Linked DNA regions of Mus musculus: region 1 is linked to region 2. Evidence: chromatin contacts called from ENCODE Hi-C or POLR2A ChIA-PET data. All regions are on one chromosome and are shown on one strand. Each heading gives the region's core, a stretch centred on a gene start or an enhancer-like site at or near the end of the contact. The rest is flanking DNA. Distances are from core to core; before and after follow the strand shown.

The links. A loop is a pair of places that touch in the nucleus more often than their neighbours do. ChIA-PET counts read pairs that join two places held with the same protein, here RNA polymerase II (POLR2A).
Region 1: a map of left cerebral cortex shows a loop between it and region 2 (2.2-fold over the local background). The contact joins the promoter of Lmtk2 here to the promoter of Ocm in region 2. A Hi-C loop is called at or near these places in 7 of 37 maps with a recorded cell type or tissue (heart and left cerebral cortex). POLR2A ChIA-PET finds 5 or more read pairs at or near these places in 1 of 5 experiments (Patski).

What each region holds. Positions count from the first base shown.
Region 1 is chr5:144,097,211-144,102,205 of GRCm38, forward strand. It overlaps Lmtk2 (lemur tyrosine kinase 2), which reads left to right and starts at 3,151. Exons shown (of 14, transcript NM_001081109.2): 1 at 3,151-3,566. The coding sequence starts at 3,464.
Region 2 is chr5:144,047,034-144,051,977 of GRCm38, forward strand. It overlaps Ocm (oncomodulin), which reads right to left and starts at 3,576. Exons shown (of 5, transcript NM_033039.3): 1 at 3,448-3,576.

The DNA.
Region 1 (4,995 bases), core at 1,901-4,400, 50 kb after region 2:
TTTTGAAAGGTTTACTCAATTGTATATTTATATGTTGTTTGGGGGGCGGGTTAGTTGTTTAGGACGAGGTTTTCATGGAACTCAGACTGTCTTTGAACTCCTGATCCTTCGCTACTACTTCCTAGTGCTGGGGTGACAGAGGTGTTCCACCACATCTCTGATTCTGTTTTCCTGTGCTTAGAGGGCTGGAGATAGAGCTCAGTTGGTAAAGTGCAGACCTCACATTCATGAAGCACTGGGCTTGCTTGCACTCCAGTACTACAGATCCTAGGCTTAGTGACATGTCTGAAATCCAACCACTTAGGAGGAAGAAACAGGGGTATCAGAAGTTCAAAGTCATCTTTTGCTCTGTACTGAGTTCACAGCCAGCCTACGACAACATGAGACTCTGTCTCAAAAAGAAAGAGAAGAAGGAGGGAGAGGAAGAGCAAGAGGTGGGAGAGAGGGGCTCAGCAATTAAGAGCACTTGTCACTCCTACAGAGGACTGGGGTTCAGTTCCCAGAACCCATTTGGAGCCCTCACAACTGCCTGTAACTCTGGCTCCTGAGGATTAAATACCCTTTTCCAGTCTCCAATGGCACAGTTCAAACACAGATACAGCCATACAAGCAGGCAAAAGAAAACAAAACAAAATTCACAAAACAATCTTCTTTTCTCTTTCTTTTTTTCCTTCATTAGAAAGAATGGCTATGTTTAACTACTGGCCCACAAAATTCCTAACGATTTTACCAATGGCTTTCCTCAGGACCCTCCTGGATGCCCCATATGATGAGAGTTGAGCTCACAGGGCACCACCTCTTCATAGCTGCAACTCATCCTGTGCGAAACATATCCTTCGGCGTGCAAGCCGCTAGCAGGGCTGGCTGGCAGAACACACAATGCCAGGAGGTCGGGTGTTCTGAACGGTGGCTTGGCACTGAGGAGAACCTGGAGAAGGCTGCAGACAAGTGCAAACCGGGACAGAACCACTGACTTATAATTGATTCCGAGCCCAGGGAAATCTCAGTTTAACTTATGCTAAAAGCTGACTTCTTCTTTTTTTGTTTTTTTTGTTTTTTTGTTTTTTTGTTTTTTTTTGTTTCCTGACTCTGAGGTGAAACCTCACCAACCCAGCAAGTCTTTGTTTGTCTTGCAGATTCTCTAACTAGGAGTCTCTGAGACAAGTGCGGGGCAAAGGTAGAGGCGGTGCGGTGGGGGCTGGGGTAAAGGTTTCCATTAGACAGCCTCTGAGGAATGTGTACCTTACCCCGTGCTCCACGGGAGGGGGAAAACAGTTGTGTGTTTGTGTGTGTTTCAACTGTGGGGCTTGCTCACATAATAACAAGACCTGCTTTGTGATCGCAGAATGCCTCGTTGTTGGGGTGCATCTTAATTATGATTAATTACCAGGAGGATTATGAGGAAGGGCTTTCACTGAGCCAGCTCTGCTCCTCACAGAGCCTCTTGTCAGGTTGGAGCATGAATTCCCGGCTTCCTTGGATGCAGTGGGTAGAGCTTCCGGATGGAAGTCAACGCACAGCGGGGCAATTGTACCTCCTCTCTAGACCTTTGCCTTCCTTCCCCTCTGCCCAGAAAGATCAGCAGGAAGAGGCCGAGTTGAGCTCAAGTGTCACAGGCCGGCTACTGCTTTCCTCAGGTTTTTAGTGTGGCTTGCCTCGATCAACACCAGACATATTCCCTAGACATCCTGTGCCCCGGGCTGAGTCAGTTAGCACCACGGACAGCTAAGTGTTTACAATGGGTTTTTGGAGGGAGTTTGGAAACCAGGTGAAGCTCTGGGCTTGCAAGTTGCTAAAGTTCCACCTGATAAGATGCAAGGCAGCTCTTCAGGTGTTTTTATTCACAAATTGGACTCCCAGAGTCAGCAAAGGTGGTCTCCCCAACCCCAAGGAAGGGGCTCAGAGCTGTGTTACAGTCAAACACTTTCTCCCTTTCTATTATGTGTGCATGGATGTATGTGTTGTGTGCATGGATGTATGTGTTGTGTGCATGGATGTATGTGTTGCTTGTGTTTGCATGTGATTTGTTTATGTGTGTGCATTTTCTCCACCTGTCCCTGTGTATGTATGTGTGTGTGTGTGTGTGTGTGTGTGTGTGTGTGAAGGCCAGAAGAGTGTCTTTCCTCGGGGTCAGGGTCCACTTTTTGTTTTTGAGGCAGGGTCTCTTATTGGCCCGAAACTTACCTAGCAAGTTTGTCTGGCTTGTCAGCGAGTCCTACGAGCCATCTTTTTTTCTGCCTCTTCAGCAAGCATTGTCCACTAAGGTTAGATTTTCTTTATGTGGATTTCTTGGGGATCAAATTCAGGCCCTCAAGCTTGCAAGGCAAGCAATCTCTTCATTGCATTTGAGACATCTTCTACCTCACCTGGAAGTTGCTCCCTCCTCACACCCATCACCAACACCTAGCACAGTTCCAGTAGAGAACACCCAGGAGGAGCTCCAAGGTGACTCAAGACAGGGCTGCTGTCCTCAAGGGGTTTACAGTCACAGGAACAATAAAACATGACAGTCGGCCCAGGGCTGGGCTAGGTCGGGGCTGTGGATGCTCAGTTATTTGTGGGATTGGGGTGAAGCCATCGATGAAGTCATACATATTCCAGGTGTGTCTTGACGAATGAAAGGATGCGCATCTGCCAGGTGAACAAGAGGGGGCAGGAAGGGCTGGCTGTCTTGGCAGAGGAGCTGGCTTGAGCTCACTGCTACGTCAGTAAGTGAAGTCAGAAACATTCTGTGCTTGATCAATTAAAATTTTTAAAAATTTCAACGTTTCCTCAAGAGCTTATCTGATATGAGGGTCAGCCTAAGAAGAAGAGGCTAAGAAAGTTCTGATAAGTGAAAATGAAGAAAGTAAAACCGGGGATAAAATACCGAGAACCATGTTGGTAAAAATTAGAAAAGAAAAATAAAAAGTAGGAGAAAGAGAGACAAAAGTCCCAGATTAAATTATGTGGGTTATTATGGACTTCTTTATATCTTCCTAAAATAATTGTCGATGTTACCTGCTGCCCACGCCTCATTCCTCTGTCTGCAGGGGGCGCACCGATCGCCACCTTGCCGCCTATGGCTGAGAGGGTGGGGCTCCCGGAGTCAGTATGGATTGACGATTGGCTGGTCCAGGTGTCGGTCCCGGCATCCCGCCTCAGCTCTACGTCACATGACGCAGCCCATCATGGCGGCGGGAGCGCGGCTGCCTGGGCCCGCGGCTCCGCAGGCTGGGCGCCGTTGCTGCTGTTGAGGGGCGGCGGCGGCGGCGGTGGCGGCGCTGACGGGCGGGAAGGATGATGCTGGCTCCGAGGCCAGAGCGGCGGATGCAGACCAGGAACAAGGTTGACGTTTGGCTAAAGAGACGTGTGTCCCGAAGCAGCCGGCGCCGGTGTCGCTGAGGCGGCGCGGAGGGCTGACCGACTGACTGAAGGCGGCGACCCGAGAGCCGGCCCCGTGGGGGACCGCGCGGTGGACGAGATGCCGGGGCCGCCGGCGTCGCCGCCGCCGCCGATGCTCCTGCTGCTCCTGCTCCTGACGGTCGGCTGTGCCCGGGCCGCGCCACTTCCGCAAACAGGTGCAGGTGAGCGGAGCCCGGGGGCTGCGGGGCCGCTGCGTCTTGCGGGGCGGCGGCGAGGGCGGCGGGCTTGCGGGGTTGGGCCACCTCTGCGGCGGATCGGAGGCCTGCCGAGGGCAGGAGGCCGCGGGATGCCCGCGATCTCAGGGAGATTTCTTGCCGCAGGGGCGTGGGATGGGGGGCGGGGGCGCGGCGACACGGTGGGGGTTGGGGAAGACGGCGGGGCGAGGTGGCAGCGATGGGTTCCCCTACCTCCCGGGGGACTCTTTTTCCCGGACTCTTAAACTTGTTGCCCTAAAGGTACCTCCAGCTTCTGTCCTCGACACTTCCTTTTTTTTTTTTTTCTTCTTCCAGATGTCACCTGCCTCTGGTGGCTTTTCTCCCGTCTTATTATAAGAACCGTTTCTTATTTCTCGTCATTCCTTAAATGAAACCAATGACTCGCGGAAGCTGTGCAGTTTCCTTGGCTCACCGAAACTTGTTCTAAAGTTGTAAATTGATTTTAGATGCTGTGGTTGTTGGGCTATTGGTTTATTTATCTGTTTATTTATTTATTTTTTCGGAATGAGTCGCTGGGGATGAGAAAGGAACAAACGATACATAATTTTGTTTTAGGAAGCTAGTGACTGGAGTAGCATAGCAGCTTTTGCGTATCCACTGACAAATTGGCCTGAGGGTAATTGAACTATTTCAGCGAGTGATTCTCTTTTCAAGCTCTCAGCCCTTCTGTATTTTCTGCATATAGTTTTGATTTGGAGTTTATAAATAAAACTTCAGCCAAAGAAACCATCTCAGAAATTTTAAGAAAAAAAAACAAATCTAGGCTAACTTTCCATCATTACGGCTTTCTTTCTTTCTTTCTTTTTTTTTTTCAACGAAGGGGGAGGTATTGACATTTCAAAGAACTTTAGAGGTTGGAAGAAAGCTTAAAGATAATTTAGTCCAATTTCTTCATCTTTTGCTTTGAGGATCCTGGAACCCTGGTGATCAAAAGATATACTCAAGGTGACACAGCCAAGTTGTAGTTAGATTCAAACTTAGGTCTTTGATTCACCTTGTCTTGTGATTCTACACCCACCTCCCAGTTTACTTAAAGTCTTAACTGTCTCTGGAACGCACCTGAGGTCAAGGTTTAAGGGCAGAACTGCCTCCGGTCAATATGGGAGTTTCAAAAAAATCTACAATGAAAGAGGTGTAATGGCTTCCAGAACTACCCTAGGTTATATGCTATTGAGTGCCCTTCAGTTGAGTATTAAGTGGTGTGCTTACACTATATAATGTAGCACTGTGTTTGTGCTATCGCCTCGGAATCAAGTCTTTTTGGTGACTTGAGTGTTCTGAGTCAGTGGATAAGATAACTGAATGTTGACAGAAGTCGATAGTCAACCAGGATGAGAGTGGACATTGCAGAAAATACCGGGGAAGCTGGGAAAGA
Region 2 (4,944 bases), core at 2,326-4,825:
GGTTGTCTGTCTGTCGGGGGCCTTTACCCTCTAAACAGTCTTACTAGGGCCCCACCTGCAAGTCGTTTTTTTATAAACTGCTTCCTTAGGAACCACTAGGACCTTTTGGCTCCACCCCCACCCCACCCCCCACCCCCCACCCCCCATCTCCGCTGCAGCCCTTAGGGATGCATGGCGACTCATTCTTCTGCCAGGTTGTTGCTTTGGTTTATGCAGGGAGGTGAGTTTTTAAGAAAACAGGGACCGATTTTCCGCCAAAGTAACAATCCATTAGCATCCCACCGAACAATGCCCTCATAGATTCTGAAATCCCCTTAGATCCTGGGAAAATGGCTCGCTTCAGTTTTTCTTCCTCATTCTGGCACTAAGTCAGTTTTTGGCTGTAGACAGAATCTATTTTGAGTTGCCTTTGCGTGAGCGTGCCTGTGTGCGTGCATACGCGCGTGTGTGCGTGCGTGTGTGGCTTCATACGTGTGGGGCTCCTGTGGCCTTTACATCTGAGACTCTTCTCCCTCGCAGACTCACACAGACAGAGACAGCCAAGCAGGGGGAGTTTTCCTTAGGCACAGATGGCAACTGTGGGGGAAGAGGAGGCTGCTGTGGGTCTCTTCCACCTGTGCTTGCGAAAGGAAGCCAATTAATCAGCCAGGGTGTGATGGCCTATACCTCTAATCCCAGCGTTCCAGAGGCTGATGTAGGAGGATAGAAACTTTGAAGCTAACCTGGTCTACTTAGTGAGTTGCAGAATAGCCTAGGCTATGTAGCAAGAGATCCTTGTTTGCTGTTGTCGTTATTATTATTGTTTTAATTAAGGTCATCCTTACCTACAGAACAAAATGAAGGCTAGCGCGAGACCCCGTCTCAAATAAATAAATAAATAACTATTGTCCATTTGTGTGTGCCGATCACCACTGTGTGCAACAGCCCTTTCACTCAGGCCTGAATGAAGCTTATCTAATGTGTATTTTTATTTTATTTTTAATAGTCTAGATGCATGGACTTCCCTTTCCTCCCCTCTGCAGCAGTTTGCCTTCCTGTCAGTTTCAGTTCTCTGGTCAAACCCACTCTAAAACGATGAAATAAAAAAACCCAGAGGCAGACAGACAGATGGCTTCCTGGGTAAAGGCACCTGCTGCCAAGCCTCATGGTCTGAATTCATCCCCCAGGACCCCTGTGATGGAAGGGAAGAAATGGCTCCCCACGTTGTCCCCTGACCTCCACATGTGCACTCATATAAAATGAGTGAATAAAAATGTAATACACTGGGACTGGAGAGATGGCTCATCGGCTAAAGCACTGGCTGCTCTTCTAGTGTATCCGAGCTCAGTTCCCAGCAACCACACATGCAGTTCACAACTGCCTGTAACTCCAGTTCCAGGGCACCCAGCACCCTCACACAGATATATATGCAGGCAAAACATCAATGCACGTAAAAATAAATAAATCTTTAAAAAAGAAATTTAAAGTGGGATGGAGAGATGGCTCAGCAGTTAAGAAGAGCACTGACTGCTCTTCCAGAGGTCCTGAGTTCAAGTCCCAGCAACCACATGGTGGCTAACAACCATCTGTAATGGGATCTGATGCCCTCTTCTGGTGTGTCTGAAGACAGCTACAGTGTACTCACATACATAAAATAAATAAATAAATCTTTTAAAAACATTCAAAGTGTAATACATTTTTTGTAGACTTATTTATTTATTATATGCAAGTACACTGTAGCTGTCTTCAGACACTCCAGAAGAGGGTGTCAGATCTCATTACGGATGGTTGTGAGCCACCATGTGGTTACTGGGATTTGAACTCGGGATCTTCAGAAGAACAGTCAGTGCTCTTAACCGCTGAGCCATCTCTCCAGCCCCCAGTGTAATACATTTTTAAGAACTGCATTGGTAGTTTAAGGGTTTGTTTGGGAGGCTGTTTTCTTTTTTAGTTTATTGATTTTTAATTTATATGCATTGGTGTTTTGCTTGCATGTGTGTCTGTGTGAGGGTGTTGGTTCCCCTGGAGCTACAGTTACAGAGAGTTGTGAGCTACCAAGTGGGTGTTGGTAATTAAACCCATGTCCTCTGAAAGAGCAGCCAGTACCCCTAACCACTAAGACATCTCTCCAGTTCCATTTTCTATTTTTAGTTGAAACTTTTTAATTTTGTTGAGGATTTCATTCACAAGAAATATACTGATGGTATTTCTGTCCCCCACTCTTCTCCCTCCTTAGGCTGGGGTGCAACTCCATTGTAGAGCTCCTGCCTAGAATCCCCCAGTGAGAGGTTGGGATGTGGCTCATTGGTAGAGCCCCTACCTAGAACTCCCCTGCTTAGAACCCCCCAGTGAGGGGCTGGGGGCATGGCTCAGTGGTAGAGCCCCTGCCTAGAATCCCCCAGTGAGGGACTGGGGGCATGGCTCAGTGGTAGAGCCCCTGCCTAGAATCCCCCCAGTGAGGGGCTGGGGTGTGGCTCAGTGGTAGAGCCCCTGCCTAGACTCCCCCAGTGAGGGGCTGGGGGTGTGGCTCAGTGGTAGAGCCCCTGCCTAGAATCCCCCAGGAAGGGGCTGGGGCTTTGCTCAGTGGTAGAATATTTCCTTAGCATATGTGAGCCCTGGTTTCCATCCCTAGTACTAGGAAGAAGGAGGAAAGAAAGAAGGAAGAAAAAAGAAAGGAAGGAAGGAAGGAAGGGAGGGAGGAAGGAAGAATAGAGAGCCTAGTGAGATGTTCAGCAGGTACAGGTGTTTGCCACACAGGTCTGGTGACCTGAGGTCAATCCCTAGAACCCACATAAAGGAGAGAACCGACTCTATAAAACTGTCCTCTACCCTCCACACACAGGTTGACAGATGTTGCTTCCCTGACTCCATCATTTACACACACAGTAATAATCAATCATACAATTTTTAAAGCAAAGGAAGAAAGAAAGGAAGGAAGAAAAAGAAAATTAAAGGAAAAAAAAAGAGAAGAAAAGAGGCCACACAGTAGAAGACTGGCAAAGTGCATTACGGCAGATCACCAGATGGACTTGGTACCCAGCTCTTAAAATAACAGCTATGAAGGCTGCAGTGGTATATATGTCCATGACATAATTGTAAGTAAAACAGGCTCAACCCACGATGGTCTCTGCCTAGAACTGGGTAAAAATACACCTTCACATAAACAGAGGCCAGGAGGGACACCAAAAGCCACAAATTGGCAGAGATCTTTTTTCTTTTCTTTCTCTCTTTCTTTCCTTTCTTCTTCCGTCTTTCCTTCCTCCCTCCCTTTGTCCCTCCTTCCCTTCCCTTCCCTTCCCTTCCCTTCCCTTCCCTTCCCTTCCCTTCCCTTCCCTTCCCTTCCCTTCCCTTTCCTTCCCTTTCCTTCCTTTCTTCCTTCTTCCCTTCCTTCCTGTATTAGGGTTCCCCAGAGCCACAGAACTTATGGAATGTCTCTCTATACTGAGGGAATTTATTGTGATGACTTACAGTCTGTAGTCCAACTCCCCAACAGTGGTCAGCTGTGAATTGGAAGTCCAAGGATCTAGTAGTTGCTCGGTCCCACTAGGCTAGTTGTTTCATCTGGTCTTCTGTAGAAGTAGATTCCAACAGATGTGCTGGCAAGTAAATGAAGGCAGGCTAAAAAGAGTGAATCTTCCTTCTTCTAAAGTCCTTCTGGAGGCCTCCAGCAGAAGGTGTGGCCCAGATTAAAGGTGTGTATCACCACGCCTAGATCTGGGACTTGCTTTGCCCCAGGCTGACCCTGAACTCAAAGATCTACTTACCTCCTGGGACTAATGGTGTGTACTACCTTGCCTGGGCCTAAGCTTTTCATGGCCACTGTGCCTCAAGATCTCCATGCCAAGATCCAGATCAGAAATGTGTATATCCCAGCCTCAAGATCTGGATCACGGGTGAGCCTTCCAATTCTGGATTGTAGGTCATTCCAGATATAGTCAAGTTGACAACCAGGAATAGCCATTACCCTTCCTTCCTCCTTCCTTCCTTCCTTCCTTCCTTCCTTCCTTCCTTCCTTCCCTCCCTCCTTCCTTCTTTTTTTTCTTTTCTTCCTTTCTTTGTCTTGCTCTTCGCTGTGGTAGTGCCATAATCACATATTGAGAGGGAACTGTGTCGAGGGAGAAGGGAGCCTTGGGCTCTGGTTGACGGGTTGTCATCAGAAACACATGTACTTTACTTGCAGCTATGGGCACAGATTGGGCGCAGAGTCCTGGGCTTTGGGGATGAGTCTAGGCCAACGTGCATTTTCCAGTACAGTCTCTGATTTCCAGGAAAGTAGTGTGTGTGTGTGTGTGTGTGTGTGTGTGTGTGTGTGTGTGTAAGTCAGAGGATTACTTCTGCCTTTTTTTTTCTTTTTAAATAGTTTATTTTACATTTTGTGGGGGTGGGGCTGAGTATATGTCTATGCACCATGTGCATGCAAGTACCCACAGAGGCCAGCAGAGGGCATCAGATCTCCCAGAGCTGTCCCAAATGGGTGTTGGAAACTGAACCCAGATCTTCTGCAAGAGCAGGAAGTACTGGTCACTGCTAAGCCATCTCTTCAACTCCTCCCCTTTTCTTAAGATGGTCTCTTGATGGCCTGGTACTCATTAAATAGTCTAGATCCTCCTGTCTCTGCCTCCCCAGTGCTGGGATTAAAAGCATGGTGTACCTTACCCAGCTGTTTTGTTTTGTCCAATGTGGGGTCTAGTGATGGAATTCAGGTCCTCATGTCTGTAAGGCTCCAGAACTGCAAGGGCAATACATGTCTGTTAAATAATTAATACAAAGTCTCAGATATCCTAGGCTGGCCTCCAACTCACTCTGTAGCCAAGAGTGATATGGGATACCCAGTCCTCCTGTTTCTATCTCTAATGTTTTGGGATTACAGGTGTGCACCTCTGTGCCTGGTTTATATGTAGCCAGGATGGACCTTAGGGCGCCATGCATGCTGGGCAAGCACTCTGTCAACTGGCTGCTGCATCC